Regions from separate parts of the Mus musculus genome. Here regions 1, 2, 4, 5, 6 and 7 are each linked to region 3. Evidence: chromatin loops called from intact Hi-C (ENCODE). Cell type or tissue: heart. All regions are shown on one strand. Each heading gives the region's core, and the rest is flanking DNA. Links, peaks and the distances in the headings are about the cores only. Region 1 holds the start of Gm22910 (a small nucleolar RNA gene). Region 2 holds the start of Gm33716 (a long non-coding RNA gene). Region 3 overlaps Cpvl (carboxypeptidase, vitellogenic-like). Region 4 overlaps Chn2 (chimerin 2). Region 5 has its middle 40 kb from the start of Tril. Region 6 has its middle 26 kb from the start of Tril. Region 7 overlaps Chn2 (chimerin 2).

Evidence for each region. Peaks named below come from ENCODE experiments on the same cell type or tissue, not always from the same donor. Only the 100,000 strongest peaks of a DNase experiment are listed, where the experiment ranks them.
Region 1: a loop joins it to region 3, with 2.4 times the contacts of the local background. A loop is called at or near these places in 12 of 42 quality-filtered maps.
Region 2: a loop joins it to region 3, with 2.3 times the contacts of the local background. A loop is called at or near these places in 12 of 42 quality-filtered maps.
Region 4: it touches region 3 in a loop (5-fold over the local background); 27 of 42 quality-filtered maps call a loop at or near these places.
Region 5: a loop joins it to region 3, with 8 times the contacts of the local background. A loop is called at or near these places in 37 of 42 quality-filtered maps.
Region 6: it touches region 3 in a loop (6-fold over the local background); 33 of 42 quality-filtered maps call a loop at or near these places.
Region 7: it touches region 3 in a loop (2.8-fold over the local background); 12 of 42 quality-filtered maps call a loop at or near these places.

What each region holds. Positions count from the first base shown.
Region 1 is chr6:53,869,976-53,874,561 of GRCm38, forward strand. It overlaps Cpvl (carboxypeptidase, vitellogenic-like), which reads right to left. Exons shown (of 13, transcript NM_001289713.1): 13 at 3,304-3,549. The coding sequence ends at 3,439. Gm22910 (a small nucleolar RNA gene) reads right to left here and starts at 2,173; the gene lies at 2,042-2,173. In heart, for the core only: a CTCF peak has its summit at 2,129 (motif pointing left); no DNase peak of the experiment used is centred there; H3K27ac peaks cover 265 bases.
Region 2 is chr6:53,880,655-53,885,240 of GRCm38, forward strand. All of the region lies in intron 12 of Cpvl (carboxypeptidase, vitellogenic-like), which reads right to left. Gm33716 (a long non-coding RNA gene) reads left to right here and starts at 382. Exons shown (of 3, transcript XR_377691.3): 1 at 382-469; 2 at 1,615-1,828; 3 at 2,404-2,447. In heart, for the core only: no CTCF peak of the experiment used is centred there; no DNase peak of the experiment used is centred there; H3K4me3 peaks cover 421 bases; H3K27ac peaks cover 182 bases.
Region 3 is chr6:53,955,980-53,960,565 of GRCm38, forward strand. The region is part of intron 3 of Cpvl (carboxypeptidase, vitellogenic-like); the gene reads right to left. Among named protein-coding and RNA genes, the nearest start is that of Cpvl, 20 kb to the right of the region's middle. In heart, for the core only: a CTCF peak has its summit at 2,669 (motif pointing left); a DNase peak (open chromatin) is centred at 2,582; H3K4me3 peaks cover 403 bases; H3K27ac peaks cover 665 bases; H3K27me3 peaks cover 259 bases.
Region 4 is chr6:54,226,503-54,231,088 of GRCm38, forward strand. All of the region lies in intron 6 of Chn2 (chimerin 2), which reads left to right. Among named protein-coding and RNA genes, the nearest start is that of Gm15527, 26 kb to the right of the region's middle. In heart, for the core only: a CTCF peak has its summit at 2,627 (motif pointing left); no DNase peak of the experiment used is centred there; H3K27me3 peaks cover 242 bases.
Region 5 is chr6:53,778,786-53,783,371 of GRCm38, forward strand. No RefSeq gene overlaps it. Among named protein-coding and RNA genes, the nearest start is that of Tril, 40 kb to the right of the region's middle. In heart, for the core only: a CTCF peak has its summit at 2,567 (motif pointing right); no DNase peak of the experiment used is centred there.
Region 6 is chr6:53,792,830-53,797,415 of GRCm38, forward strand. No RefSeq gene overlaps it. Among named protein-coding and RNA genes, the nearest start is that of Tril, 26 kb to the right of the region's middle. In heart, for the core only: CTCF peaks have their summits at 1,984 and 3,160; a DNase peak (open chromatin) is centred at 1,982; H3K27me3 peaks cover 854 bases.
Region 7 is chr6:54,163,095-54,167,680 of GRCm38, forward strand. All of the region lies in intron 1 of Chn2 (chimerin 2), which reads left to right. Among named protein-coding and RNA genes, the nearest start is that of 9530036M11Rik, 13 kb to the left of the region's middle. In heart, for the core only: a CTCF peak has its summit at 1,913 (motif pointing left); no DNase peak of the experiment used is centred there; H3K27me3 peaks cover 342 bases.

The sequences.
Region 1 (4,586 bases), core at 251-4,250, 86 kb before region 3:
ATGGTTTTATGCGCTTTCTGAGTGTGCAAACAAGTGGGTCTCTTCCTTTTCTTGGGTTCTTTCCCTTTAGTTTGTTTTTATCTAATTCCAATATTTGAGGGTTTTTTTTTTGTTTTGTTTTGTCATAGTGTATTTTATCTTATATCAGTTCCTAATTATTCCTTTGGAGCTTGCTTATTTTCTAATAAGAGACAGAAAGGGGTAGATCCAGATGGGAGGGGAGGAAAAAGTGGGAGGACAAAGAAGTGTGGACAAAGGGTTTATTGTAGGTCACACTCTGACACACTACAGCTTCCACAATGAGATTTTGTCAGGGGTGGGGGGAGGCTGCAAGGGTGGAGGGCGGGTAGGAGGAGGGCACAGGGAGGGTGGGAGGGATTGGGGTGCATGATGTGAAATTCATAAAGAACCACTAAAACATTAAAAAAGGAAAATAGATGTTTGTCTGACAAAAATCCTGTAGTTTGGATCTGTATAACTGCACCAGAGCTTTTCTGCACAGTTCATTGATGGAGTCCATGTTGGAATGCATCTATTCAAAGCCCTGAGTCTGGTGCTGAGAGGTATCTGAGCTGGCCAGCGCCCAGGTCTTCTGCTTTCACACCCTTAGGGTCAGCTCACTAGCCACACCCCACCCCCAGCAACCAGGACCAGCTCTATCCTGCTGCCCAGATGAGATACAGAGTCCCTTCTCCTGAGTGTGGCAGGTGGTGAGACACATGGCCAGTTTTCCTACTCTCATGACCCCAGGGCAGCACTCCCATCTGCCATAGACTGCAAGGGACAAAGGTGTTAGGGGAGGGTGTCTCTCCCTCACCTGTACCTCATCACCCAGCAGACAAGAGGCAGGACTGGTTCTCCAGAGCTCATATCCTCAGGGCCAGCTGACTCTGCCCCCACCCCCATCACCTCCACCCTCTCCATCAGAATCAGCTCTACTGTGCTGCCCAGGTCAACAGGTGAGGAGCAGGGACAGCTCTCCTGCTTTCATGACCTTGTTGGGGCCAACTTTCCCACCTACCACAGGTGACAAGGGCAAAAGGGATGGGAGGGGATCTCTCCCTCAACACCAGTGTACAGCAGATAGGAGGCAGAGCTGGCTCTCCCACACTCACACCCTCAGGACAGCTTACCCACAATCCCCATATCCAGAGCCATTTTTACCATGCTGTCCAGTCATGGTGCAGGGTCTGCTCTCCTGAGTGCTACAGCAGGAGAGGGGAAGGGCCAGCTCTCCAGCTCTGATGACCCCAGGGTCAGGTCTCCTACCTTCCACAGGTGGTGAGGGGTCAAGGGGAAGACAGGGTCAGCTCCAATGCTTGTATCCTTGGGGCAATTCACCTGCAACTCCAGAAATGTACAGGGCTTGTGGCAGCTCAGATCAGAGACGTTTGCCTGGCCTTCGGTGACAACAGACCCCTGCTGCTGCAAGTACAAGATGTGGCCTCCAGTAGCAGCACAAGCCAAGGTCCCAGGTGGTATTATTGGCTACTTGAATCAGGCTGTTCCTAATTACCCTCGAGTCTCCAGGTCTGCCCCTCTTGCTGCGACCACGTTCTTCTGTTTCCCTTTATGTCCCATTTCTCTACTACTTACTTGCTCTTCTTAGTGTGCCTGGGGTGGCCTGAGTGTCTGCGGCTGTCTCAGGAGAGGTCTCAGAAGTGTCCTGCCCTGCTCATGTGTTATGGTGCTGGGCAGGGATCATCTTGGGTATGGTCTGCCTACCCTGCAGGCCTGTGAGGCACTGGACTGGTGGTCATCTTAGGCTAGCTTTCTGTCCAGGCCCCGTGGCTCTTGTCTGGAGGTCATCTTGGGCTTGCTCCTTCCCTGGCCCACCCCAAGGTATGGAGGATTGTCTCTCTTGGGTTTATTCTCACCAAAGGCCTATGGTCTCAGGAAGGTTTCTAGTCTCCAGCTTACACTCCATCCTGGGAACCTGTCTGGGCCTTGATGACCATCTCAGGTTCCCTGTTCAGGCCCCCAGGCACCAGACTGAGGGTCATCTAAGGCTTTCTTTTTTTTTTTTTTTTTTTTTTCAGGGAATCTTAGGCTACTAAACATTCATCTATTCACAAATCAGAACACTCAACATAGATGTAGCCTCTCTCCTCTCTGCCACCTACTGATGTACATGTGACATAGCAGCCACACCTGCAAAGCTTCTAGGAACAGGTCTATTTTCAAATAAAGGGGAAAAAAATAATTCTCCAGTGAGCCAAATCATACCTGAGTGATGCGTGCTCAAAACCTAAGTATGCTGTAGAATTTCAAAGACGCGTGTGCCAAAGAGAAATGAGCCCCGATGTGGCCGTTTAGTCAGAAGAACGCTGGTGAATGTATATTCCCAAACACCTTAGCTCAAATTTTACTTCTAACAATGACATAAAGTTAGGTTGCCCCTTATTTATTGCAGGAAGCAGCGACTTTAAAACGACTCATCTAATGTGCCCTACAGGCTGTTTACTGAATGTGTGCAACGCAACCAAGCTTACAAACTCCAAAAAAAAAAAAGAGAGAGAGAGAAGGTAGATTGATTTCTCTCTGTGCATCAGAGTCCCAGCTTACAGAGAGTTAGCGACAGACCATTCTTCTCCAAGGAAGGTTTCTGTCTCTGAGAATTGCAAGGTAACTTCTATGAGGAGACTTCCTGTGTTTAAAATCCCCTCTGGAGACTCTTATACCTACATCCTCTCTTTGGGATGAACTGCTCAGCTGTTTTTTTGTTTTTTGTTTTTTTCCGTAATATTCATCAACATCATCAGAGGCTGTTACAGTTTGAATCTGAAGTGTCTTCACAGGCTCATGTTGTGAACAATCATTTACCAGGTGGTTAAACCGATTCTGGAGGCTGTGGAACCCAGGATGTCGGGGGCTCAGCTCTGAGGACCCAGGAGTGAACTCTGAAGGAACCCATCCCAGCTTTAGCTCTGCTTCCTGGCCCACTACTATATGAACAGCCTCTCTACACACTCCTGCTGCCAGGGGCTGAGCCCTGCTGTGCTTTTCCTGCTGAGATGGGCTGAAACCTCCAGCCAAAGTTAGTCTACCTTTCCTTAGTTGCTTCTGGCTGCCAAGAACAATAATAAAGTACCTAGGACAGATGTATCATGAGGTAAACCCTCTTAGTATTTACAGAACCAGATGATGTTATGAGTCTATCAATTTATTGCACTTTCTGCCCTGGAAGGGATTAGATATTCCATTAGTGCCTCAGACCCCATTTTTTTTCATCCCATAAATCAACACACATGATTTTCACTTAAGTGTGCTCATGATCCCTAACTGTCATTCAAAAGGTCACTTGTTTCAGGGAAACTTTTATTGACTAAAAAGTACCTTGAAAATATAAAAATGATAAATTTTAAATTTACATGATATATTTAGTTTTTTTTAAACAATATTATTTTGTGATTGAGACTCCTGTTTCAGGAAAGTATCTTATGAATTATAAGGTTCCCATCCTCTGTCATAGATGAAGCGATTGATCATATCAAAAGATCTCATTGGCTGGTCATAGGGCAAAATGTGTCCTCCACCTCGGACGATTACCTTGGAGAACAAAGACAAAAGAACACAGGGAAATAAATATTTTCAATACATGGAAAGTATAAACTCAGATGAAACTCTATTTTAAATATGTGACATTCAGAATAGTGTTGCTACAGCTCAGTGGTAGAGCCCTTACCTAGCTGGTAGAGACCTTGAGTTCTGTCCCCAGACAGAAAACAGAAATAGATACAGACCATTCCCTTCCCGAAGCCTTGGAGTCGTATGCTCTTCTAGTGATAAATTACCTTAGAGTCCAGAAAGTTTTTCAGTTCCAGTCCTTAGCTTTTATACCAATTTGCATCTTTTTCCAAATGATTTCTCTTTCCCACTTCACTGCTCCTGAGTGTAGCTGAGAGTGAGTGCTTCCCTCTTAAACTTTACCTGGCTGGAGCTTGAGGTAGGAAGGTTTTCCCATCTAGGTCAGGTGGCGCCTGATCAGAGCATACTCTGTCTTTTAATTAGCCAGCTAAGTCTCACCACTCACAAATCAAGGATGCAAGTCACTCAGCAGCTCCCAGAGGTGAGCGACCAAATGTGGTAGGCTTGTGATTACATATGTAAATGTGACAAGATTAATCTCAAGGCCCCACAGATGGAAATAGCCTCATCCTCAGAAATGATGTATTTTGGGAGCCTCTAAGCTCATGTGTTCCAGATGTTCTGCGGGGTCATAGTGTGCCATGAATTTTAAAAGGGTTATGCAAGCACTTAAACCATCACTCTAAGGTAGTTTTTAGTAAGCTATTTCAATCCTCCCTGGACCTACAGATGTGGACCTAGCAGAAGAGGCTTCTCAGGTGGGGCTTTTTTCAGCATCCAGCACACAAGAGGAAGTCACAACTGGCTTGTGATGCAGACATGTCAGGGCAGACTTCTCAGGAATCTCTGGGGGAAAAGATTCCTGGACTGACAATGGTGAGTAGGCACAGGCGCAGGGATGCAGGAATTCAGGGATACAAGAATGCAGGGATGCAAAGGTGCAGGAGTGCAGAGATGCAGGATGCAGGGGTGCAGGGATGTAGGATACAGGGGTACAA
Region 2 (4,586 bases), core at 242-4,241, 75 kb before region 3:
GGTTTCCTTTGTTTTCAGGAAGCAAACTCTGTGTGCAGATTGTTTTTTTTTTTTTTTTTTTTTAAGCTAAGGAAACCAAACTAAAGTCAAGAATCCAGTCTTTGAAAGGAGAGGATGCTGTCCTCAGCAGCAGGATAATGAAGCCTGCGAGTTCTTTCATAACACCATGTTTCAGAACGGGGAACACAGAAGGGAAATGGTCTGTGGCTGAAATAAACAACACAGCCCCGGATTGTTCTAAACGATTCACTATCTCGGCATGTCTAGTCTGGTGCCTAGAAGACACCCTGCCCTCTCTAAGTGCAGAGAAGACATCGCTTTCCCTGGGAGATGGATCAAAATGCACACGAAAATTCACACGTCATAGGAGAGGAGGGATGGGGGAGGGAGAAGGGAAGGAGAGGAGAGACAGGTCTAAGGATGAAACGGAAGCAGTTTGGATTGAATGCGCTCCGTGCCAGGGATTATGGTGAGTGGTGTGTAACCAACCATGACACGTTATTTAGCCTCAAGCGCCTTCATGTCCATCAGAAGCTGGCTCTCAGTGGTGCCCAGGGTAGTAGACACAATAGGGCATGTACCTAATCAGAATCCTAGAGAAGGAGCGGAATCAAGGAGGGCTTCCTGGACCGAGCCTGAGAATTGAGTTTTGATAGGCAAAAGGGGGGTAGTTCAGTAGCTCAAGCAGCAAGCACTTAATCAGGCAGGTGTGAGAACCCATGGGGCTTGCTAGGTTCAGCACTTGTGAATGGTGTCTTGCTTTGTCCCTCGGAATTCTAACTGGGAAGTGGGGGGGGGGGGGGGGGAGGAAGCAGGTCTGTAGTCTGAGCAAGTCTTCTTTAAGCCAAGTAGAGTTTAGACTTCAGCCAAGGGAGTCAAGTTGGAGGCTTTAAGCACGACCAGACTTGCAGTTTGGAAAAGTACTGAGGCAAGGGTCAACGGATGAGTTTAGATCAGCTAAGGAGCTCCTGGGAAAGGAAAGAATTAAACAATGGCAGTTATAAATACAAATTTAGCATGCTCTTGTGCGGCATCCTTTAGAACACTGCCACAAGGCAACTGAGTTCCATTTGGGAATTTTCAGTGTGGGAAAGCCCTTATGGCGTTTCAATGCTCCCCTAAACGTCGCACTATTTTTATTGCTTTGTATGAATGCACTGCTGTGCTTTTTAAGTAGTTCTCTGTGGTTTCTATGACGAGCATTAGGGAATGAATCGAACCAGGCCAACGAGAGCAGGAGACTACAAAGCAGATGTGAGAGATGCCAGCTGAGGACCGGGTGGGGGTGGGGGGGGCGGGGGGGGGCAATGACGGCTCTCCTTCATTTTCTGGTAAGGCTTATGGCAAAGCAGGATCTCAGCAGAGCAAACCAGCTGAATCCTGTCTCCTCCTTGTCTGGATGGGCAGGTGATGGAAATGAGAAGGATTCTGAAAGAAAGAATCGGGTTCTCTCTCCTGCTGTTTAAGGCTGGGCTGTAGCTGCAAGGAACAGCTGAACCCGATGATCTGACTAGTTGCTTCTTGTTGCTGACTAGTTGTTTCTTGTTGCTGACTAGTTGCTTCTTGTTGCTGACTAGTTGTTTCTTATTGCTGACTAGTTGGTTTTTATTGCAGAACCACTGGCTGATGGAGTTGAGTTGCAAGGGGATACATAGAAAGAAACAAACACTATTACAACCAAAGCACCCGGAGACATGGGTGTTCCACAGTCAGTGCAGTTGATGGGGGCCAGAAAAGTAGGCGGCGGGAAGGCAAGAGGAAGAGACTACTAACCGCAAGCATTAAGGCACAGAAAAGATGTGAAGCCTCCCTCACATAAAAAGCCCAGGTGAGTAAAAAATAACAAGGAAGAAGACCCGTGTTCAATAACCCGACCTCTTAGACTCAAGGATACAACCAATGTGGAAGACACATGCTATCTAGTCACGTCATAGGCACAAAGAGTTGGGAGCAAGAATGTTCACAGTGAGACCATTTGTAGGCACAAAGCCTTGGGAGTGGCCTAAGGGTCCACCAGCAATAGATGGGTAAATAACACAACCGGATCGTGCACTGAAAAATAACAGCACAACTGAGTTCACCAATGTGGGAGAACCTCGCCAGGCCAGTGTAGGCTGGCACAAGTTATATTACCACAAAACACACACCAACCGGTCCCTTTATGTGGGCTTAAGCACAGAAAGACAAAGCACATACTTGTAGAAAAAGATTATGTATATAAAGGATTGTTAACACAAATAAGCAGAGGAAGAGAATGATAAACTTCAAACACAAGACGTTTCCTTCCAGAGGTAGTAGGGAGGGAGTTGGGGAGGGAAGGCCAGGGTCATAGGAACACTGGATTTCTTAATCTGCCAGCAAAGAGAATGGCATTGATCTCTGCTTTGTCTCACCTTTCCACAGTGTTGTGACTACGGAGCATGCCTTCAGTATTTAATTTTAAACTAGAAAAAAGAAAAAAAAATGCCTACTGATGCTGCCAAGCTCTCAACCAGGGATCGGTGGGAGACTTGTGGCTTTTTCTGGTCTTCCATCAGAGAGAGGATGAGGTTAGGCCCTGTCTCAACCCAGTAGGTGGGAAGGACTCCGCAAAGCAACAGAGCTGAAACAAAGACCAAAGCTGGAAGTCCCCTCACACAGCAGCTCCAGGAAGGCAGAGCTGCCAGAAGCTAAACCTTGGGACTCAGGCTGCTGTGTAAAGAAATAAAGAGTAGAAACAAAAATAAATATGGAGCTCCCCACCCTGGACAGCGCAGGCCCAGGGAGCTCGCCTTCTTGTTTTGATGCTTGCCCGCTGCCTGCTACAATTCCCTTCTTTTTCCCCCCATATGTTAGAAATTTGGTACAAATGAAAAGAAAATGAAAGGCTGGGTGCTCTTCCCTTATTGTCAACAGGTGTGTTTCAGATCATTGTTGAACCAGGAGACTGGAGGGTTTGGAAATAATTCAATACTGGATGCGGGCATGGTGAGACACATCTGTATTCCCAACACTGACGGAGCCAGAGGAATGCACGTTTGAGATCAGTGTGGGCTATATGGTGAGCCCCTATCTCCAAACAGGCAATTAAAAGAAAATAGGAAAGAACTAACTTCTTGTTTAACTTAGACACTTTTATCAATGGAGCGCTTTATAGAAAAATGAATGGCAAACTCCACCTCGGCTCTCCCTACCTCTAATTCAAATAGAGATGGTTTTCTCCCTCCCCCCGCAGAGAAGCAATAACTGGGCCCAGCTCCAGGTCAATCTGATAAGCATTACTGAAGTAATTTAATCGCTTGAACTTTTAACTATCAGTGACTGACCCCATGAACACAGAGGGGAGTTTCCTGCCCACTGAAAACAGACTAACGTAGGAGACGGCTACACAGAGAGAGGCAAATACCACGTGTTCACTGGGTGTCCAGCAGCGTAATCAGTGTACATTATCTCAATAATCACAATACCAAAACTTCCTGTGAATTTTTCCTTCTCTCTTTAAGACTAAGTATTGAGATATTGAGTGTATACTCAACAATAGCAATGCTTGTGCAAGGGAAAACAGACCAGAGATGAACACTATTATCCATGCCAGCCAGTTTAAGAAATCTAATGTGTCATGGGTGGGGAACCATTGGGACAAGTCAAATAGCTTGTCTGATGTCACCCAGCTAGGGAGTAGAGCAGTGACCTGCCCAGGCATAGCACGGGTTAGATAGGAAGTATCCCTCAAAAGGCTCAAGGATTGATGGCTTTGTCCCTGGTTGATGGATCAAATCACTGTAGAAGTAATGGACATCTGGATTCAGGTCTAAACAAATAAACAGACAACTCAATCTACTGAGGAGTCTGAAACCTCACTATTGAGATAGAATGGCACTACTGAGAGGATGGGCCAAGTCGGAGGCAGCAGGTGACTGGGAGCAGCATGCCATCGAAGGGCGTGTCTCAGCCACTGTCCCATGCACTTTAGTAAGGCTGTGGCTTTCAACTAATGGTGAGCATAAAAGTCATGTCCAGATGTCAAAAGCAGGATCTGTGACAGCGAATCCGATATGCAAATAGCTCTTCTTTCTGGTGAGGTACTCAAAGACACTGCCAACACCACTGGGACGCGTTTCCGACACTCAAAAGTAAAAGGAAATGCCAAATTTCATAATTCACAATGGAAGGAAATACTCTTTCAGCAAAGGGTTAGTAAAAATAAAGACATGATTTTTTTTTCTTCCTTCTAAGTTCAGCAACCTCTTGAAGACAAGCCATAGAAGACCCTTGTCCTACGCTAAGAAGCTTTGTGGAATAACTGGGGGAAAAAATCATTAAGTTTACTCATTAAAAGACTACACAGGCTGAAACAATAGACGTTCTCCCCTTTGGCATAGAAATCTACCAGCCTCTTATAGTATTTGAGCAACAATGAATAGAAAGGAATCCTCTGTGTCCAGTGGCCACTGGCCAGTGCTTTGGTTGAGAACCAACACTCTGGTTGGCATTTAAAGCAGACACTGCCCCATACAAGTCCTTCTCTGTCAGAGAGGGACACAGATGCACTACTATCTAAGATCACTACACACCAAACCCCCCATAATTGCAGCACAGAACAAAAC
Region 3 (4,586 bases), core at 386-4,385:
CCTCTCCATGGCAGCAATACAAGCCTTCCTGATCGCTAGGATGAAAATCTGTATGGAGTGATGCTGTCCACCCACCCCGCCCTTCCTGGAGCCACTGTGTGCTTTGCCTATCCACATGAGTAAAACCTTTCCCCAGAACCTCTGTCACTCACCAGGACCCCCAGCCCCCTATACTTTCATTCACCCAGTACTGAAATCAAACTCCATATAACAAGGGGTAGGAAAACCAGGAGAACAGGAAGGAAGTCATCCCCACCCTTCCCAGCCTCTTGGAAGTATGGGGTGCTGGGGTACTGACTTCAGGATGCCCAACCCTCAGAACCTTCCTAGGTTCCTATACAGCAGTGGACCAGTAGCCCTCAAGCTTGGTCATAGATTAAAATAATGTGGATAATCTCTTTTCAAATGACTTTGCCTTGACTGAAGCCAGAGGAGTTGTACTCCCCTTATCCCACCCCTTGACCCCTGTGTGGAGTAGGATGGCACTCTCAGCTTTCCCCCGACGATTCTTACAAGCAAAAAAACAGCTAGAGACCTGCTAGATGATAGAGAGCCTGCTTTTTCAGTCTCCTAGGCAACTAATCTCCAATACTCTCTTCTCCCCCACCTTCCTGTGACCTGGCAGGGTTAAGGTTATCTCTAGACACTCAGAAAAATAGCCTGGTCCTAAGAGGCCACACTACAGGACAAGTCAAACAGCAATGTGCCAAACAGGGTTCTCATGAGGCCGTGAAGCACGGCACCCTGCATTCCTGGGATGCTAGCAGACTTCCAACCTCAGCTGACCTGCCTCCTTGGTGCTCAGCGGCCCTTGAAGCACCTGGTTTTAAAGAGAACCCAACCCCTACCATGTGTCTTTCTCCTTCAATGAGTTGAGCAGCCTATGCACTGATGCCATACCTGAACCAGGTGCTGCGATATGAAGGTGCTATTTAATGCTATGTACCCGAGAGTCAGCCATAGCACGTCATGCTTGTGTGACGAATCATGACATCATAACCAGGATAGACAATACTTGCTATGGCCCACACGAACGGCATAACATTCTTATAGATAATCCATGACATATCCAGATCTCACTTGTGAGGTGAGGCCCTTCTCCAAGGAAAGAGGAGAAATGCACAAGGACATGACGAAGAAAACCTCACTGCAAACATGGGGGCCACTGAAATAAGGAACTTCTGCTAATTGGTGGTAGGTAGGATGGAATTCAGACTTTTGAAAATATTAATCTTACTTTAGCTACGATTCAAGACATTTAGGTCTCCCATCTCAAAGCTTTAAAGTGATTTTCTTCATCAATACGTTTTATATTGCAGAGTACTTCTTTTTAAATCTCAGTACATTTTTTTGCTTATTTGTTTATTAACTGGCACCTGTGAGCATTAATAAACAAGTTTTGAGAGCTGGTTCTCTCCTGCCATGGAGCTCAGGGGGCCGTCAGGTCCTCAGGTTTGATAGTGGGTACATTCAGACCCACCATCTCTCGGCTCTGGGGTATACACTCGGAATTAAGGATTTTTAAAGACCGCCCCCCCCCCTGCCATCCCAAGTCTAACTTCTTAAACTTAGTCACGGAGATGTCTGAGGACTCTTCTCTACACATGTGCTCCACTTATGGACATTACATACGCTGAAGACACAGCACAGTGATAAGGCCATGCTGTTTTTGTGGTCACTGGACCTCAGGTTGTGGGGTGTCTCTCCGCAGCAGTGAGTCACATCACCACCATGCCCCATGCATCCAGCACAGTGTGTAAATTCATCTAATAGCACACACTGTCTGCTCTCCCAAAGCTGTGGGTTAGCTCCTACTCACAGTCAGGAAGAAAAAAAAAGTACTCTGTAAAGAGTGTGGCTATGGGAGCTACACTGCCAGGACTGGAGTTCCGACTAGCTGTTTTATATCTGCGTGTCCTTGAGTCCATGCCTTACTTTCGCTGTGTCTCCGTGCCCTCTGCCTGGAAGCACAGGTTGTTATTTATATGAGCAGCAGGTACAGTCACAACACTTCTTTCAGGCAGCGTCTGGTGTTACCTTTTTTAAAGTGTCAGTTCAGGTTGGGTTTTTGATGAGTGGGAAGACAGCTACGTGTAGCTACATATAGGGGCAGGTGGGCAGAGGAACACGCGATTGAGGACTCAAAGGCAGGGCTTTTGAGATGGCTATTCAAGCTTGGGATGGATGGCTTAGATGGATAATCGCCCCGGGTAAAGAGTTACCTGTTTGAAGATGAAGAAAAGAAACAGTTTATGAATGAGTCAAGGGCCTGAGTATAACCATGTCGAGAGCTACTGAGAGAAGGAAGACACGATGAAATGCGAAGGAGCAGAGGAATCCTGGACTTGTGAGATACACGGAGAACAACAGCAGATGCCCTGCGCGTGGGTGGAGCACAAGTGGCTGAGCCCTGTCCTGGTGCACAGACAACAACCGACAACAACCGTGGCAGCCTGCAATCCCAGTAGCTAGGGAAGTGAAGACAGAAGTGTGACTGCCTGGGCTACACAGAAAGACCCAATCAAGACTCCGGAGGGAGGAGAAAGGGGAGGGAGGAGAGGGAGGGGAGGGAGAAAGTGAGGGAGGGAAAGTAAGGGGAAAGGAAAAGAACTAGATCCAGTTTATCCACTGGCCTCTCAATTCCTCTGGCGACCCCTGGTGGCCAGTCACAAACTTGGCTACTCTTTCCTCAATGTTTCTTGCATGATGAACAGCCAGCCCCAAGGAGGCACTTCTTCTCTTCTGTCCGTGAAACTATCTACACCAGCATATCCCACTACTTACTTTCGATGATGGACAAAGAAAACGATTGTGTGCCTTCATAAAAGCAAAATTCCTGAAATCTAAACTGGTCCTGATGTGGCCTGTCACCTTCCAAGCGTCAGCTATGCATACTCTAGACTTTTTAAAGGTATCTCCAGCCAGACCAGACCCCAGCTTTACAGTCAGAGATAGATAACAAGACACAGTAGACATGATTTCTATTTGCACATCAACACGTTGCTGAAATGGAGAGTCAGTATGTCAGGAACAGGGACTAAAGACAACGATTTCAGTTCTTTCGATCAACATGGTTGTTCTAAGTTTGCTTTTCATTGCTGTTATAAACACCATGGCCAAAAGCAACTGGGGTGGGAAAGCTCTTATTTCATCTTACATGTTATAATCCATCATTAAAGGAAATTGGGGCAAACACTCAAGGAAGGAACCAAATCCATGGCCACAGAGGGATGTTGCTTATTGGCTTGCTCGGCCTGCTTTCTTATACCTCCAAAGATCGCCTGCCCACATAAATCACTAATCAAGAAAATACTCCACAGTCCAATCTGATAGATGTAACTCTCCAATTGACATTCCCTCTTCCCAGGTGTTTGTGTCAAGCCAACAAAAATCTGACCAGTGATTAAGGGCCCTGAAGAGGATAGGAGCTCCACAGGACAACCAACAGAGTCAACTAACCTGGACCCTTGGGAGCTCTCAGAGACTGAACCACCAACCAAAGAACATGCACGGGCTGGACCCAGGCCCCTTGCATATATGTAGCAGACGTGCAGGTCGGTCTTCATGAGGGTCCTGAACAACTGGAGCAGGGACGATAACAAAAGCTATTGCCTCTATGTGGAATATGTTCTTCTAGCTGGGCTACCTTGTCTGACTTTAATGGGAGAGGATTCACCCTGAAGAAACTTGATGCGCCAGGATGGGGGGGATCCCCAGGGGGAGGGGCCTCCACTCTCTCAGAGGAGAAGAGGAGGGGAGATGGGGGAGGGGATATATGGGGAGGGGGGACCAGGAGGGAGGGCAGTGATCAGGATGTAAAGTGAATGAATGAATGAATGAATTAATTAATTAATTAATTAATTGAGAAAAAGAATACAGTAAAACAAAACAAAACAATCTAACTAGTGGTTGTATTTTACATAGACAATTCCATTGATGTGGCTCTAGGGAATTAAACAGCTTACCACGTGTGGGGGCAGTATTTTGGCCAGAACCCAATCTGCATACATTTTTCTAGCCAACCCTTTCTTCCCTTCCACTAAGAAACACCATTCTAGAAAAGAGGATGCAACAGCCCACCACTGCCAGACTTCAAGGCAGGCTTAAAGTGGCAAGTGTGCTGTGGTAACTCAGTGACACCCTCTCTGTAGTTCTAAATGCAACGACTGGAGGCTTGCTTGCTTTACGTAACATGTTCTCTCTTAAGTGAAGCCATTAGTACCCAAGGTAAAGTCTTAACACCCCCCCCCCCGGTGCATCTGAGTGGACCCCCACCCTGCCGCACAGATCTCTCTGCCTACGATGCTTCAGCTGCCACGCCATGTTGATCAAGGAAAAGGATTTTTATTTAAAGCAATTAGTTTTGTAACCAGAATCATTGAGTAGCTTGGCAGAACCATTTTAATTCTACACACATAGTCCCAACACATGTGAACAGCTTGCTTACGACAGCCATGTGTTCCCAGGGAAGGTTGTTCACAGTGCTTCCTGTTGACAACATTAAACTGTCTTTAAACTGTGATCATTCATAGGGAAAATTAACTTTTTCAGTTGTCTCCCCCTGTCTTCTTAGATCATCCCCAACC
Region 4 (4,586 bases), core at 173-4,172, 270 kb after region 3:
TGGTGACTCCTGGTTCCGAATCCCCGCACATCCCTAAGTGCTTACCTGCAAACACTTGTTGAATGAAGCAGGAGCAGATAATGCAATGTCACAAACGGAGCCAAATTCACAATGAAGATCAGTGTATCTCAGATGCACCCAGAGCCAGGTCAAGGCTCTTCTCTGGACAAGCTCTTTGATCCAGGGGCTGTGAGCCTCCTGCTGCATGAGGAGAAGCCAGGGCCCAGAGGAGAGGGGATCCAGAGACCGTCTGAGCAGATGCTTTGCTGTACATGACAGGAGACTGAAACATGAAACACAGGGTGTTTCTGAAACCTCTCAAAGGCTCAGAAAATGCTGCCTTAATCTTCACTCCATGTAGACTACTTATAATTAAGATCTCTGAGGTGTGTCCATTACAGCACTAGGTGCCTGCCTGAATCAGCCGGATCTGAAGTGAAGTCATATCACACTTAGTGGCCCCAGCAGGACCCCTGCAGGAAGCAGAAGGCTGGAAGTCTCAAGAGAATTGGTTGAACTGGAAAACTTTCCCTTGGATTATCCAGAGCGGGCCACCACCACTTACTCAAGGGTCCAGGGGTAGCAGGAAGATTCTGGAAGGTTCATGAGAACTGGAGTGGGAACTGATACCCCACATCACTGTCCCTCTCCCAGCCCCCAATTTCTCTCCTTCTACCTTCTGCCTGCACTTCCCATTGGGCAAACCCAGCCAAAGTCCAGGGGCACAGTGCAGGGAGCAGGGTGCAGCCTCCAGGGTCCAGTCTACTGATAGGGGCCAGGCAAGAGAGACAGGAATCAGAGAGAGTGTGGTAGTGAAAAGCGTGGGAGAAGCCAGCCCAAGCACACAGCAGTCCTTATGCCCTTAGTCAGCATGGTTCTCATAGCATCCTGTACAAAGCTAACTGGCTTCCGAAGCCCAGCATGCCTTACATGTGACGATGCTACAGTCCCTTTCTCAGATGGGCTCACGACTGTGTGCTGTGCTTGGGAGCTTGGTTTTGGGATGTTGAGTTTCTCTGTGTCCATTAGATTTAAGTAGAACATTGACCAGTGCCTTTAGCCAAGCTGAAGAGCTGCATTCAATTACACACCCCCTCATACCTACACATCCATGCATATGCACACACAAGCACACACACACTTACAGATATGCACATGAACACATACACACTCACACATGTACACATGCACCCCACACACAGGCATGCACACGCAGCACACAGGCACACACACACACACACACACACACACACACACACACACGCAGCACACACACACACGTAGATGAACACACATGCATGCGGAGCACAGACACACAGAGGGGCGTTGGTGGGGACTGGACCATTGATATAAAGGAGGTGGGACTAGAGCTGCTTGGATTACAGGGTCCAGAAAAACTGCCAATTCTCTCCTCAGGAGGTTCTTTGGAAATAACTGACATAACCAGGTTCCTCTCAGGAGTCAAGGGTAAATGAAGATGAGCGGAGCCTGGCTAGTGAAAATGACAGGTACAGTAATGACTGTGGTCATCCATCTTCCTGCCACGCACACACGGCCATAAAAACGGAACGGAGAATCGCTGCGTGAATGGATTTGAACTAGCTTGATGCTCTCAGGAAGCCAGGATTTACTGGCTATTGTTTTGAAGTCAGAATCTAACCACACGGATTTATCAGGGGTCTGAGCAACAGCTGACCTGGTTGTGGGGTGGGGCAGTGAAGGTGAGGGGAGCTCTCCCTTTATGTAGATGAGAGTTTTGGAAGGAAAACCAACCAAACAACAGACAACGCGTTCAGTCCTCTTGACCTGTGGAGTCAGAGGCTGCTGAGGTTCCCCTATCTAGTGCTACCCGGGCTGAGACCCTGGGCCATGAGCCGGGAGGTAGATCCAGGCAGAGAAGATGGACATTCTACCTCAGCTCGCTGCTTTTCTGTTTCAGAGACTCTTGTTTCCTAGCTTAGACTCTGGCCGTCCTTCCCAGCCCTTCACAGGTGTGCACTGGCTCACATGGAGGCACATTTGATAGAGGCCCCAGGGTGTGCGGGAATTGCCGCAGTTAACTCTGCATGCCCCAAGTAGACGTAACTGGTGGTGACAAAGTGTATGATGCGTTGGTCCTCACCCTTGGCTGCACACTGGAATTTACTGAGGAATTTCAAAAACAACCAGAAGCCATGCTTGACCTTTGTAAAGAGACGGGCGAGCATGTGCAAGGTCCCGGCTTTGGTTTTCAGCACCAGCTGAAATAAAAGAAAGAAGGAACAGAGGCACCAGACATTTATATTTAACTCTTGGTATAAGTCCCAGGCCTGCAATTTTAGAAGTTCCTATTGGTACTAATGTGTAGCAGGAGCTAGGAGCCCCTGCTGTAGAGGAATAACTGACTTTGAGTTAGGTCATCTGTGACCTGGATTGACTTCCAAAAGCCTCAGTTCCCCCCACCCCCTCTCTGTTCTTAGGCTTAGAGCTCTGCAGGAGATACAGGTGTGTGTGTGTGTGTGTGTCAGCCCCTTTACAAACCCTCCTTTATATCCTGTTTTAAAAACAAAACAAACAAAAAACCTCACTTGGCCCAAACATTGGCTATTTTCTGTGCAACACTGCCATCTTGTGGTAGACAGGAGGAGTGTGCTATACTTTGGACAACCTCAAAGATCAAACTTGGCAGATGTGGGAGTAATGAGCATGAACAACTTTTCAGCAGTGAACTCGCTGAAGCATCCTCACTTCTTTGGGGTTTATAGCGCATACTTGGCTGTCAGGTTGCTGGGGGTGTTTTTCAATGTGTGCTCGCTTGCTGCAAAAGCTGCTCTGCTAGCCTGGGCTGCCCCAGGGATCCGACTGGCTGATTTGGGAGCCAGAAGTGTACAAACTTCTTGGCACCAGAACTTTCTTGGACTGTTTAAACTTACAGAACATCCCAAAGAGTACTTGACTATATCTTATTGCTATTTGCTATATTAGATATTAAATTTCAAATGCTTAAATACTCATTTATTTAGATATAGTACCAGTAGGAACATCTGGTCATCAAGTATACATGGTGCATTTTATGAAGCATAGCCCTGCTTTCAAAAATAAGGAAAATGTTTGCATTTCGGCATTGCTTTGGCGTATATGTAACTCTCAGCATCTGCTTTAGTGGGAGGCTGCCGGAGTCACACGTCTGATCCTGCACTTCACCTGTGATGGTAAACTGTTTAAGTATGGAAGGAAGCCCTGGGCTCAGATATTTGTTGCAAAGAGAAGGGGTGTTTATATAGACGTTTACAGGCAAATCTTTATGCAAAATGAGCAATGTTTAACAAAGGGCAATTTCTTAAGGATTAGTTACAGTAGCAACCACTTAGAAGAACGTTGGTTTAGCATCATGGACTGACCTTCAGGTGCTCCCAACATTGATGGGCCCACCAAAACCTGCTGCTCATAACAGACACCAATGAACCAAGAACCTGATTTCAGGAAGATATGCACGTGCAGGTCTCCAGGGTGGTTTCAGGGGTCACCGCACCACAGCCATCACCTTTGACTGAGGAGGTAAATGATGCTTTACCTGGGCTGCTACCTAACCCAAGCCATACAGTGAGGAGGAATAATGTCCCACAGGACTCTCAAAGGCGTTGCCCTCTGTGAGTGCAGACCCACTTCCAGTGGGTCTGAAGAGGAATCGGCCACATAGAATGGAGCCCTGGTAATTCTGCCATATGCAGATGGCCTTCCTATCTACCTGAAATTGGCTCCAGGAGATGCTCATGTCCCTGGTGCTGTGGGTAGTGTTTGCATGAACCACACACCTCTTCCCAAGTGTTGTGAAGTATCTCTCTGTTACGTATGACGGTGAATACATGTAGATCTATGCAGCTCACAGTGATAATGCATCCCTTAGGAAACTATAACAAGAAGAAGTTAATATATGTTCAAATACATGTTACCCAAGTATTTCCGGTCCTTGGTTGGTTGACTTCATGGATGGAGAAACTGTGAATGGAGATGTGATTGCATAGCCAATAAAGATCCACCAACCTGACCTTTCCCTCCTCCCTACACAGATGAGAAACTGAGGCTCAGAGCTTAAGATGGGGGTGGTGTCTTGTGTCTCTGGCCCAGCACAGGTGTGGCCTTCTGTTCTTGTGTGGTGTCTGTCTGCACACCTGGTCTTCCACCGGTCTCCCACAATGAATAGCTGTCATTTTGCTACTCAGAATCTACTCAACACCTCCTGGAAATGGTACCCTGATGCTCATCCCACACATTCTCAGTTTATAGATGTCATCTTGGAAGAGGATTATAGCTCAAGGCTGATGGGAGAATCACATTGCCCTGGCCACTGATTGGTTCAAGAGTGGGCATTTTATGTGGTTCGGTCACTGCCAGTAGAACACCATAATTTCAGGAAGACTTTTCATCCCTCCCTCTGCCTCGCTGGACTAGGCAAGAAACAGGTTTCCTGTAAGCCCTGAATGGAACTTGCAGAGAAAGAAGTTGAGTCCTAAGGAGAGTTCTGAGCCTCTGGCAGATTTGTTATGCAGCTGGCTGCATTCTCCAGGGTGTAATTTGTTAGTTAATTCTTGGTTCAGCCTTTGGGC
Region 5 (4,586 bases), core at 193-4,192, 180 kb before region 3:
TCCTTCTGAGGCCAAGAGTTGGTAAGATGAATAGCCCATTTACTGCCCTGGGTTAGGACGTCGTAGTCTGTCATTACGCAATGTGTTTTGATGTGTGAACTTGGGTGCTAAGTGAAAGTGCTCCAAACAGGGGTGGGGACGTAGGGTGGGGGGTGACACAAACAACCACGGGGGATGAACTGCCTGGTTTGAAGACTGACTCAAAAGGTGACAAGGTCATAGCAGACTGTGCCCTGTGTCTCAACGGGCAAAGACTGAGAAAATAACAACATTGGGACGAAGGAAGAAACGCCAGGATGCCCTTGACAAAGGAGATGATGTGACCCAGTTGGGGTCTCACATCGGACCTTAGCTGTGATAAAGACCATATCCAAAGCAATTATAGGAGGGTTATCTCATCCCATAGCTCCCAGGTTAACTTCCTCACTGAGGAACTGAAACAGAAGCCATGAAGGAACTAGTTTGCAACTCCTGGCTTGCTCCTCTTGCTTTCTTTTACATCCCAGGACCACCTGCCCAGGAGTGGCACCACACACACACACACACACACACACACACACACACACACACACACACAAATATAGGGACTGGATCCTTCCACATCAATTATCAGTTAAGAAAATGCGTCCCAGACACTTGCCTCCAGGCCAATGTGATGGGGGTGATTTCTCTATTTCAGCTCCTCTCTTAACTGACTCTAAGTTTATGCCAAGTTGACAAAAGCAACCAGCACACTTGGGGTCTTTGCTAGTCAAAGACAGATTAGAATATACAAGGACCAAGTGGAGGGGGTCAGACGGTGTTGCCGCTTGTAGTGATACCACTGTGGCAAATGTGTATAATGGAGCCAGCCTGCCCAGGGGCCGCTCTAAGAGAACAAAATCTGAATTCCCATTGTCTGTGTGGGGAAGGGACAGAGCTGTATTATTAAACACAAGGGAGGCAGGGAAGAGGCCAGGGGACCCAGTCGTTGGAACTCAGCCTAAAAGAGAAGTGGAGATTGGGGTGGGGTTGGAGCAGAGGTGGGGGTCACTGCAGGGCAGTAACACGGATGAGGCTTATTGGCTGTTAGGAGCCGGCTGCTGAGACCTTCATTTGCTAGCACCCGTTCCTTTCCATCTGTCTTGCTCTTCCAGGGCAGAATGAGCATCTCATGTTAACCAGATCAGCCAACCATGGTCCCTGTCCCCTTCTTCTCAATAGACTAGTAGAGATTGTCCTTCTTAGCAACCAATCCACTCGTGCCTTTTGGAACTTTGCGACTCCTGTAGTTCGCTGTTTCTTCTCTGTTTCACTATTGGTAAAAACTCCAAAGCAAATCTCTGATTCACCCTTGTCAAGTTGAGTTTTTATTAGAGCCTGTGTGAACTTGTCATGTTTGGTTTGTGCTTCAACCTGTTCTGACCTGGCCTTATCGCTCTCAGCCATTTTCACTTCATGCAATTTCTTGTACTACTTGGAGCTTTATGTATTTTGACACAAAGGACTGTTGTTAATAAATGGTATCTGAGTGGCTTTTAATAAATGTGCTCTATAAAACATGGCTTGCCTTCCAGTATCAGCTTTGTAATTCACAGAAGGGCTTCCATCGACAACATCAACAATTGTAGAAATAACAAAATGGGAGCCTGGGGCCCCCGAGTTCTCGTTCTGGCAGTTGCTCAGCTTCCAGGAGGCAGCAGGCTACTGAGGTCTGTGTTCAAGCAAGCACCTCCAGGTCCCTAATTCAGGGAACTGTAAATTCTACCGAAACTTTTAAAAATGTGCACTTTAGATGACCACGGGGCTGTAATGTTGAAAGTGATTTAAAGTCCTAAATCACAGAATACATTGTAGCATCTCCTAACCTGTTTATCACACACACACACACACACACACACACACACACACACACACACACACACACACCGGGGCATAGTCCTTTAAGATGGGCACATGTTTGTCTTCCTTTTGCATTTTTATTTTGCTTAACTACAAAGGAAAAGCAAATTTATGCTGGAAAATGAATGGATGATAAATTCAAAAGAAAAGGTGTCAGTTCTCCTGACATCTTCATCTCGGTGATATTACCGGTTTGGCATCTAGTCTTCTGGAACTTCCTACGTGCATGCAAACACGAACAGCTGTGTGCACAAGAGTCTACTAAGCACACCACAAAGCGGGGCTTTCTGTTTTAAATGAACCATATGAGTATGCCCCAGTTATTTGCCCCATTACCCATCCAGCCCACATTTTCCATGTTTGTTCCCATCGTCATAAGAGCAGAGAGCAGCCTGGGGCTTTGGGCTCCCGGCTCAGTACAGTACTGCCAATTTGGTGTGCCTGAGTCCCACAGTCCAAAGTGACTCCTGATATACCAGGTGAGTGAATAAGAATTCACTCACACCTTCATGGACAGCGGTGGACTAATGAAGGCAAGAATGATTTAACTTTACTGGTAGCTTCGGGTCTCAACAAGGCTATTATGTGCACTTGACAACTCTCAGAGACCCAGAAAGGGCTTGTATTTTTTTTTTCCTTACCACATTAAATTTGGGTTAAATATGTAAATACACACAATGGCCACCAGAGGGCGACAACCTCTCAGCATGATTGAGTAGAAGTCCTCTAGCCCTGTTGACAACGGCTTGATTCCTGCCTTGAATGTGTGCATTGACTGGTATTTTAAATAAGTAAATAAATCCAACATAAATGTCAAAAGAGACATGAAGGTAAATGCCTTAAATGGTTTTCTAAACAAAGAGTTGTAGAAACCACAGTATAGTCAGATGACAGATAAGAGATAGGTAGGCAGATTTATCAATTGACTGACTCAGGGTCAGGGCCTTGCATGTAGCCCAGAATGGCCTTCAATTCACAATGTCTCTACTCCCTCAAGCACGAACCAAGATTACAGGCTTGTACCACCATGACTTGTTGTTAGTTTTGTGGTTATTCACAGCCCATTTCTTTCTAAAATATAAATTAAAAGACAGAGCCCCACTCTTTGCTGGGATGGTCTCCCAGGCCTTGCTCTGAAAGCCCATTCCACCACAGTGCCTCTGCTCAGAATTGCTTTCTTGCTTCCAGCATAGGCAGACAACCTAAGTCTAGCTTTTAATTTTATCTCTTATTTTTTGAGAATTTCAAGTGTATGATGCAGCAGATGACGTCACCACACACTTTGGCTATAAGGACATAGAGAAATCAATCTCACACTAACTGGAGAACTTCCTCCTTGCTGGCTCGTTTTCACAAGTGCCTGTGGTCTGTGCAGGCTCCTGGTGGGAAAAAATAAAGATCTTCTCAGCGCTAGACCTCGCATCCTTCCATGCTGAGCTGCCAGGCAATATCTGCCCACTTCTGCCATAGTGGCATGGCTGTTTTCGGGTAATAAGCCACTTTGATGAGTTTTGAACTCTGTTCTGTTGGAGGAAATGTCATGCCAGGTACTAGAACCTGGTCAAAAGCCCCTGGCCTGGGAGAGCATATGCTATTTTTACTAAATGATTATGCTGTTAAATTGTATAATTCTGAATATTTCTTTACATCTATAGACCAGGACTTCTCTCAAGCTTGCTTAATGAAGCTTCCCTTGGCCGTGGGCAACAGTCAGTGGCGTGATGCGGAACTTGACAAAGTGACTGACTGCTGGGCCCTAAACAGGACATCTCTATTAACCACACCAACTGCACCAATTGCACTGGGAAGGCTCCGGGCAACACTGTGGGAAGGGAGACAAGGAGAACAGAAGAGCCAGAAGCTCTGGAGAGGACAGGTTTCAAAGAATTAGGTCTTCTTATCTATTGCCAACAGTGAGGCAGACTATCAGTGTTTAAGTTTTTGGCCACTCACAGAAGTTCTAGCTTGCGCATGTCAGGTATGAATGGGTACTTCCAAAGGTGCCCTTAAACCCAGTGGGGGGAGTCCATTGCATTTCATTCAACTAGGATCATCTCCACATATTTTGTAGATGAATATATTTAAAAAACACTTTTTATCTAAGCATAGAGTAGACTTTCTGATGATTATTTGTGAATCCTGCACCATTAAAAATTCAAAGAAAAAGGGAGGCAGGCGTGGTAGTAAAAAGATCTCTAAAATCCTAGCATTCGAAAGGCTGCGGCAAGACAATTTTGAGTCCAAGGAAACATAGTGAGACTCTATATGAAAAAACAAAGGGCTAAGATACCATTCAGAGGTGGTGTGTTCCCTGGCTTCCCTGGGGCCTGATTCTGACCACTGATAGGCAAATTGATAATCCAAAGGCCAGAGAACAGTGACGCGCAATATGCCGTAAATCCACAAGGTGGCGATATTTTATCGCACTTAGAGAAACGCTTCCCTTTGGCTTCCTTTGCCTTTAAATGTATGAGGGCCCCCAAACCTGTGGTTTTCCCAGTATTAACCTAGTTTGAATGTAATAAGCCAAAAGAGTTGAATATTTAGGATTAGTGTCTATACCTGGCAACGCCAAAGTGCAAGCCTATAGAGTAGGAAGGAGCTACTGCCAAGAGGCGGGCTTTTGAGACGCCACACTTAAAGTATCCCTAACATTGAGACTCTTGAAGCCTTTCTCGGCAATGTTAGGCACCCTTGGACGTACA
Region 6 (4,586 bases), core at 167-4,166, 160 kb before region 3:
GGGTCACTGGTGAGCCTTCCAATTCCGGATTGTAGTTCATTCCAAATATTGTCAAGTTGACAACCAGGAATAGCCACTACAGTACACATAAGGTTTTTAGGAAACAGATTCAATAATCTGTTGTGTAACTCTTCCACGGCCTTCTCCCTCTCTCAGCACAGAGTAGCTCCCTGGGTCATGAGGTCTGCTTGTGTCTCCAGAGTTTATAATATGGTTTAGACCCTCAAGATGGCTCAAGCCAGTGTCCCCCTGAGGGAGACTTTGAACCATAAGGCGGGGCTGACCCTTCACCATGTCTTATCATGTGTGTTTGTAGACATTGCTTTTACACTGGAGAAGAATCTATTACCAGACTTGGGGAGTTCAGACTCGTGTTAGTCTTGGACCTCAGAGTCAGAGCAATTAAAACTCAGAAGTGAAAATAAATAAGAATAAATATATCTAAACACACGGAACCATGAGCCAGTATCTCACTGTAAGTTTTAGCCCTTTCCATTTCTGAAGTACCTAATGGCTGTAAAGGGCAGTCTGGAAACTACTCGGGCAGAGAGAAGGAGCGATTTGTGACAGCATTAATGGAGTGTTTGGTTTTGAGAAACAGAGGAAGAAGAGCTGTTTATCCCTTGAAGTCTGTGGTCTGGAGAAACCTAGTCCAAGCACATGCGTACAGGAGTGACTTGAGCAGGTTCAGGGCAGCTGTTCTACAGCTAAGGCCCTCACCCCTTCACCCATCCAACTCCTGCACCAAGCCTTTACTTCTTGTCCCGCTTTGGAGGAGCTGCTCGACAGACCTGCTTCTATAGCTCAGTTACTTGAATTGCTCTCATCTAGAATTAAACTTTTAAATTATTTTAATTAGTTGCTAAAATAAATTCAGGTTCACATGCCTTAAGTGAAATTTTGCTTCTGAGAAATAGGAGACACTTGGTGGGGGAAAAGGTCTCTACTAAGAACTCACTGTGTGTCTTGAATGGTTGGTTGATACTTTTATTCAGCGATATATATATCACTGAATATACATATATATCACTGAATATACATACATATACATATATATATCACTGAATATACATATATATCACTAAATATACATAATACATATATATCACTGAATATACATATATATACATATATATCACTGAATATACATATATACGTATATATATCACTGAATATATATGTTATTGATATATATATATTTATATAAAAATTTGGCTCACATTGAAGGTGTGAAGCATGGTTTTAAAAGTTATTCTAGAAGAAAAGAGTTAACAGGTCAGACCACACTTTTTTAGCCTCTGTCCTCCTCTAAGGCTGTCCTTAAAGTCGGGAAGCACCTTCATAGAGGCAGGGGGAGAGGATGGAATAGGGGGTTTCTGAAGGGGAGACCTGGAAAGGGGAAAACATTTGAAATGTAAATAAAGAAAATACACACACACACACACACACCCGCATAAAAAAAGAGCCTACAGCATCACCCAATGACAGTAGCCCAGCTCTGGGCTTTTCCAGAAGTTAAGTGGGCTTGCTCAGGCTCTTCGGGTGACAAACACAAGCATTTGTATCACTATTCCTGAACCCCTCCCTCTGGGGTTCACAAGATGGTGGTGTGAGGAGGGCATAGGAGGCATTGGCCAAAGAGCTTTGTAGCAAAGCCATCCAGCAAAGCGTTATTAGGGCATCACTACTAGCACATCATGGGTATTGCATCTGTGTGAGCAATGCTGTCGATAGGCAGATCACTCTAGCCAAAGGATGCTTTCTGTGTAAAAAAGGGATAGCTTTGAGTTTCCTTTACAGAGGCGGTGAGAAGAAGGAGCCGTAGGGCTCAGGAAGGAAATGGCAAGGCTTCAGGGATTTTTTTTTTTTTTTTTTTTTTTTTTTGCACAGCCTAGGAACCAGCTCAGCAGGCTCCCCGTGGCCGCCTCTTCCATTCTTAAAAAGCACCTACACCGTCTCCCTTGTACCGAGGCCGAGTGGCCGCTGCGGGGCAGCATGGTGCAAACCATGAAGCCGATTCCCACAGGGAAAGAGTTGGCATTGGGCATGCAGGCAGGTAAAACGCAATCAGGGATTCTCGGCATAATTTCCAAGTGTGCTTTCCACAGCCACGCTCCACCATATCAAAAATTAATCAAGCGATAAGGCGCCAAGGACGCGAACCGCCTTTTTCTTCTCTCACTTTTAGGTCTCAAGATGTAGAAGCTTGAAGACTTCAGAGACCACAAGAACTGATCCATATCAGAACCGGTGAATTTCTTAAAACTCTCCTTGCTCAGAAGCCCAAAGTAAAAACCAAAAGTAGTGGGTCTCAAGCAAGGAATTTTACCCCTAAGGATAAGCAGTGTATAGAGAAACCTTTTGGACGTGCCAGGTAAGGGAGAGGGGTGTAGACATTAGCATCTGGGGGACAGAACCCAGTGGGGGACTCAGCATCCTGCAATGTGCAGAGCAGTGTCCCTAGCAAGGCCAAGTCGTCCATCAAAGACACCAGTAGGGAAGTGGCAGGAAACACCGAGGACCTTTGGTCCCACGAGGCCTCGGTAGCACACCTTCTGTTCTAACCCGCCGAGCTCCTGTGCGTTCTGCAGCTCATTCCCAAGCAGACTTGCTCTGGGGGCACGCGGGAGCCTCTGCTTCCTTGGCAATCACACTAAAGTGGCTCTAAAAGGCGGGGCAGCAAGAATTAGAATCTTTAGAGACTGAATGGGAAGATGTACAATCATCTAAGTGGCGCGTTCTCCCTCCTTTTCTTTGATGAAGCACAGCTCTCTCACAGCTCAGTCACATCGGTGATGGAGTGCAGCTTCCTTGGGCCCCGACAGGTCCGTGGTGGGATGCACCCTTCTAGAGCGTGTGCTTCTTGGCCAGTTTTTCCGTTTCCAGTTCTGCAGTCTCACTGGGGTTCGGATCCTTATTTTCTTCACTTCATTAAATCACACAGGCCTGGATATACACAGAATTTGCAGATGAGAAACCAGAGACTTGGTTAGAGAGAGCCAGAGCTCAGAGGTAAGAGAGCTAGAATTGAAGTCCTGTCCATTCCAGTCAAGAGCATGGGACTCTGGAGTCCCCCATTCCCTACCGGGCCACCAGATGAAGTGCAAAAGAAATGCTAGTCATGTGCAGTGACTGGGCTTCTCCCAGAGTCACAGCCTTGTAGTTCACCGGTTGGCCACATGGGTTAATCAGCCTCCAAACCTACATAGCTCAGGAGGAGAAAAGGCTGCTGAGCTCTGGGTAGTTGAACAAAGGCTGTCTCCTGCGTGAAAGGCCCACGATCTGGAAAGTGTTCATTCCAGGAAACTAGATGTTTTAGCAGTCCCAATCTGACGTTGGAGTCTTAGAGAGCTGCTAGTCTTCAGTCTACATTGGAATTCCAAAAGAGTAGGTTCTAAACCATTGAAGAATTGCTTCAGCAACACGATAGGTGGATTTGCCATTGAGGACGAGGGCAAGCAGGCAATAAAGCAAAACCTTCCCTCTTCCATGTCCTTTTCTGTAGACTGGCACCGGAAGGTGTGGCCCAGACTTAGAGTGGCGCGACATCAAATGGTTTACTCAACAAAATCTCTCTCTGAGATGCCCAGCTGGTAGGGCTTTAGTTGATTCCACATGTGGCCAAGTTGACAACTGAGATTAGCCATCACAGGCATTTTGAAGGAAAATGATGTCCAGCATATATCTTTAAAGGAACGTGATGAGGAATAAAAAGTAAATATTTCTAATTACCATATGTTAATCTGATGGCGACATGAGAGAGCCCCGCTGTTCCTGCTACTGTGTCTGCCTGGTGGTGATTTCGGTCTCTGTGTTCTTGCTACTATAGGATTTCTAGACTATTATGTGTACTTGACATTTTTGTAATGGAGAACTGTAGGACACAAACCCCTGTGATTTTTTTCCCAGGATGCATTTCTTTTGCCTGCGAAACTCATAACCATCTCAAAATCTCAGTGAAATGTCTCTCCTCCATCAGCCACTTAGGGAAATTAGCAAATCAGGTGTCATTGTGTTTAATGTAAGACATTCCGAGAAAGGCAAATTAAAATGAGGTTTGTATTTCGAAGGCTAGGCATCAGGAAGCTGGAGTCTGGAGAAGTGGAACACCCCCCCCCCAGTGTTTCCTGGAGTTTGGTGGGGCTCTCAGCAAGGGATTTTCAACTGCAAACAAGAAGGGAACTCCCTGGAGGGAGGCGGGATTATCCTGACACTAATCTGGTCCCAGCCACTAATTGGTTACATGTCTTCTGGCATTCCTCAAATAACTAAAGCACTCTGTAGGGAAGACCACATGGCTCCATCTGGCTCCCAGGTTGTTCCTGACTCAAAGGGAGCCAGTAGGGTTAAGGTTAGGGTTAGGGTTAGGGTTAGGGTTAGGGTTAGGGTTAGGGCTAGGGCTAGGGCTAGGGTTAGGGTTAAGCACAGTGCATACAATGCCTGGCTGATGGAAGGTGCAGCAGAGCTATCAAGCTTCCGTGGATTCCACAAGGGTGAGGAAGAGTTTGGCATGCATCACAAGAGTAGAGATGTGTAGAAGGAAGGAATATGGACAGTGGGTTAGCTGTGCTGGGTTAGCCAGGTCT
Region 7 (4,586 bases), core at 231-4,230, 210 kb after region 3:
TTGCCGTCTGCTCATTTCCTTCTCACGCCCTCCAAGGTTGTGTTCTTTCTTGCCAGGCTCTTCGGAGGCCTGTTGTGCACTGAGCATTGACCCTCTGTCATCCCCGTGCTTCATTGTCTGCAGCCACCATTTGCTTGTGGCCTTCCCTTCATAGACACCCAGGGCCAGGCTCTTGTCTGTCCTGCAAGCCTCTCAAATGTGTTCACTTGGCTGTCCCATCGCTGCTTCTTTCTGACATTGGAAAGTGAGGGCTGCCATCTGCCATGCCTGTTTCTTCCACGATTTTCCCAACTGTAGGAAAGAAGTCACCCTCCTTCCCACTGCCAAGGCCATAGACCAGTCTTCCTCTGCCAGGCCAGTACCATGTCCATTTTCGCTGCCTAGAGAAAAGTTTATCACAGGCTCTACTCATTTGCTGTCTCAACATCTATCAAATACATTTCCTCCATTTCCACTGATACAACTGTAGCTCAGATTGTTCACATAATTGATTGGTTGGTTGGTTGGTTGGTTGGTTGGTTGGTTGGTTGGTTGGTTGGTTGATCTCACTGCCACTCACCTTCCCTCATTCCCCTCCTCTCACTCTCTAATCCAGCTTCACACCAACACTGCAATAATCTTTGTGGCTCACACACTGGGTCCTGCATCTTCCCTGTTTACTTCTTCCCTCCTTTCAGTGCAAAGAGTACTTAGCTCCTTCTTCTAACTCTTGGTTTTCTGAGTCCTCTTTACTTCTCTAAGTTTATCTCTAGCCACACTGGGGCCCCAATTTCCATATCAGCATCTGCCTTAGCTAGCAGGCTAGGCCACTTTGTCTCTTGTGTCTTGTCTGTCTTAGGCCATACCTTGGACTGTGTGTCATACCCCAGCAGCCTGTTTGTCCAGAAGGCAGTCCTTGTTGCTGTTGTGTTCTGTATGTAAGTGGCTGAGTGACCCTTCAAGCAGGTGCAGTGTGCTATGGTACCAGAAGCTAGCTGCCTTTTCTCATCCTTCTCTCTAGGACCTTCATCCTTGTGTTTAAATAATACTTGTCTGTGACTGTTATTGCAGGGCCCTGGACAGGGCTACTCAAGGTCAGAGGTGACTGGCCCAAGCAACCTCTGACAGAATGACCCAGTCTAGACCCACTCTCCAAAGTCTGGAAAATAGCACTCTAGCTGTCCTTCTCACACGAAATGTGCACTATGAGTTTGACTTTCATTAGTCAGGGCTTGACTTAATAACGGATGTATCCTAGCATATAGTAATCAGAAAATTTCAAATTCTACCATTTGTACCCAAGTCAGTGTGGGGCCTCCTAGCCTGGCTACAAAGCTATAGCTGAGATCCATGTCCCCTAGGAGAGGCATCTTCTCATTGTCCAACTGTAGGCTCTGTTCAATTACCGGGCCACCTACCTGAGTAAGACATCTTTGTCTAAGCTCATGAAAGAGACCCCGTAGGCTGAAAGTGACATAGACAGCAGAGAACAAGACCCTTGCTTTCACTGTGGTAGTCACTACTATACGGAGATAACTAAACAAAGACATATACATGTACACGGTCAAACATCCTCAAGAGAGCAAAGGCGCTGGGAAGAATGAGAGTGCATGATCTGGGAAGAGTGTCTAGAGGACTCCAGAAAGCTGGTCATGTGGCAGACACCATATGCATTAACTTGACGCATCCAAGGACCAAGAGAAAAGCCAATGTGACTGAGCTATAAGAGAAAAGAAGAGATGAGATGAGAAGGAAGCACCACAAGCAGTTCCCATAGAGCTTCCTACCCGTCTCTCCTGAGCGCTGGTGCAACCAAACCCCCTGGTAGTCATCAGTAAGCCCTTGCTGAATGGAAGGCTCTCAGTACAGCTCAGTGCAGCATCAGTGGCCCAAGCCAGAAGCTCCGTGTGGCCCCAGTGCCCTCTAGTGACCACAAACTCCAGCTCAGGGCTCTTGGTGACCTCTTCATCTCTGCATAGTTCATCTTCTGGCCCAGCCTAAAGATCTAGAAAATTCTGGTAACTTGCAGGGATTTGTCCTCACGAACTCTTCCCTGTAAGTAAAGCTCATTCCAGTAAACCCATGGAGGCAGACAGAGATCATTATAGAAAACTAGAAGCAGTCAAACTTCAGAGTTCTAGAGCTTCATCCCTACTGATACAGCTACAGAATAACCCCCAAACCTAAGGCTCGGGGACCATTGTGAGAGAGGAGGTGCAAAGATGACAAGAGCCAGAGGATCAGGGAATTTGCTGTGGGATTGGGTTTTCTAGGAATGACCAAAGCTAAACCCATAAAGCCTTACCAACAGGACGGTTTAAAACCCGATCAGAACAAGGACAACAACAATAGTCATGCTAAAGTGGATGATGGGACAAGCCCACGCGGCCTTCCGCCCACACAAAGAACTGTAGGCAACTGAGGAATGCTGGGAGCAGTAGTCTTCCCCGGGAAGCACATGGTCAGCCAGAAAACATACATCAAAGTAACATCACACACAGACTGAGCAGGCTATAGTTAGGAATATGTATTTATGTACACATATACATTTATATTTACATTTACATATGCATATACATAACAGCAATTAATAGAAGAGGCCATGAATTTGAAAGAGAGCAAGGAGTGCATGGGAGGATTTGGAGGGAGGAAGGAGAAAGGAAAAATAATGCAATTGTTTTATAATCTCAAAACGAGTTAAAAACAAACAAACAAAAAACACCTGTTGTGCTCCACAGATGATGCACACCAAAACCTTCATTTCCTACTCTAATTTTGTTTTCCAACCCATTTTCAAAGAGAAAGTGCAGAAGGCCCCATTTCTCAGGACAGTGCAGAGAACCTGTGCAGGTGAGAGGCATTCACAAGAAATCTCTGGAAGGTTTCTCATCTAACAGTTTGCAGCGGTTTATTGGGCCTGGCACCATTTAGCCGCTGTGGTCTGCTCAGCTTCACAGTGGCCTAACATGCATCTCAGACCTTCCGAAGCAGGGAGGCAGTCACACAGAAGCAGCACCCTACCCCTGTCACACACGCTGCAGTCACACAGAAGCAGCACCCTACCCCTGTCACACACACTGCAGTCACACAGAGGCAGCACCCCACTCCTGTCACACACACTGCAGTTACACAGAGGCAGCACCCTACCCCTGTCACACACACTGCAGTCACACAGAGGCAGCACCCCACTCCTGTCACAGACACACTGCAGTCACACAGAAGCAGCACCCCACTCTGTCACACACACTGCAGTCACACAGAGGCAGCACCCCACTCCTGTCACAGACACACTGCAGTCACACAGAGGCAGCACCCCACTCCTGTCACAGACACACTGCAGTCACACAGAGGCAGCACCCCACTCCTGTCACACACACTGCAATCACACAGAGGAGCTCCCCACTCCTGTCACACACATTGCAGTACACACAGAAGCAGCACCCCACTCCTGCCACAGACACTGCAGTCACACAGAAGCAACACCCCACTCCTGTCACACACACTGCAGTCACACAGAGGCAGCACCCCACTCCTGTCACACACACTGCAGTCACACAGAGGCAGCACCCCACTCCTGTCACACACACTGCAGTCACACAGAGGCAGCACCCTACCCCTGTCACACACACTGCAGTCACACAGAGGCAGCACCCCACTCCTGTCACAGACACACTGCAGCACAAACAGAGGCAGCACCCCACCCCTGTCACAGACACTGCAGTGCACACGGAAGCAGCACCCCACTCCTGTCACACACACTGCAGTAACACAGAGGCAGCACCCCACTCCTGTCACAGACACTGTAGTCACACAGAGGCAGCACCCCACTCCTGTTACTGTCTTTTGCTCTCAATCGGTCCCAACTCATTCTGGACCCATTAAGCTAATCACACTATAAACCCTGAAGTGCCTTCTCATTGTGTGGCTGCCCTGGAACTGACTGAGAAACCTGTTTTCACGCAATTTCTCTGGAAGAAGTCCCCTGCAGCCCATTTGCAAATGTGTGCATCGATAAATCAAAAGTGGCAGTGGAGGGCTGGCATTTGTGAGAAGGAGAATGGGGAGGTGGGAACCACACAACCCTCCTATTTCTGAGACAATCCCCTGATGCAATCACATAGCTTTATCTGAAACAGTCTCTGAGTAGGAAGGTCTCCTCCAGCTGCCTTATTAGGTCTTTCTCTGGACCAATGCTTCCAGGGCTCCTCATTTCCCAAGCCTGGCAGGAATGTTTCCTCCTCTCCTGTCACTCTCCACTGAGCCAAGGGATGGAAACCGGCTCTCCTGGATGTTTACAGGGTTCCTCTTCGGTTGTCACTTACCCAGGTAGAACACATGCCATCTTTCATTTGTCTTCATTAGCCAGTCCCCAAATTCCTTTCCACTTGCTCCTCTGTGCTTCCACCGTGATGGCTTATCCTGGAGCTGAAAGTCTTGGGATGCGCAGCGTTCCAGCTGCAGCTGACAGAACACCTGGATTTTCCCATCAGGTCACAGCCATGTTTTCAATAGAGCTTCCTGTGTCTCCATCTGGTGCTCTGCAAATAAGTCTTAGCTGTTTGGTCTTAGAGGCATCGCAGAATAAGATCCAGGTTGACACCAGCCTG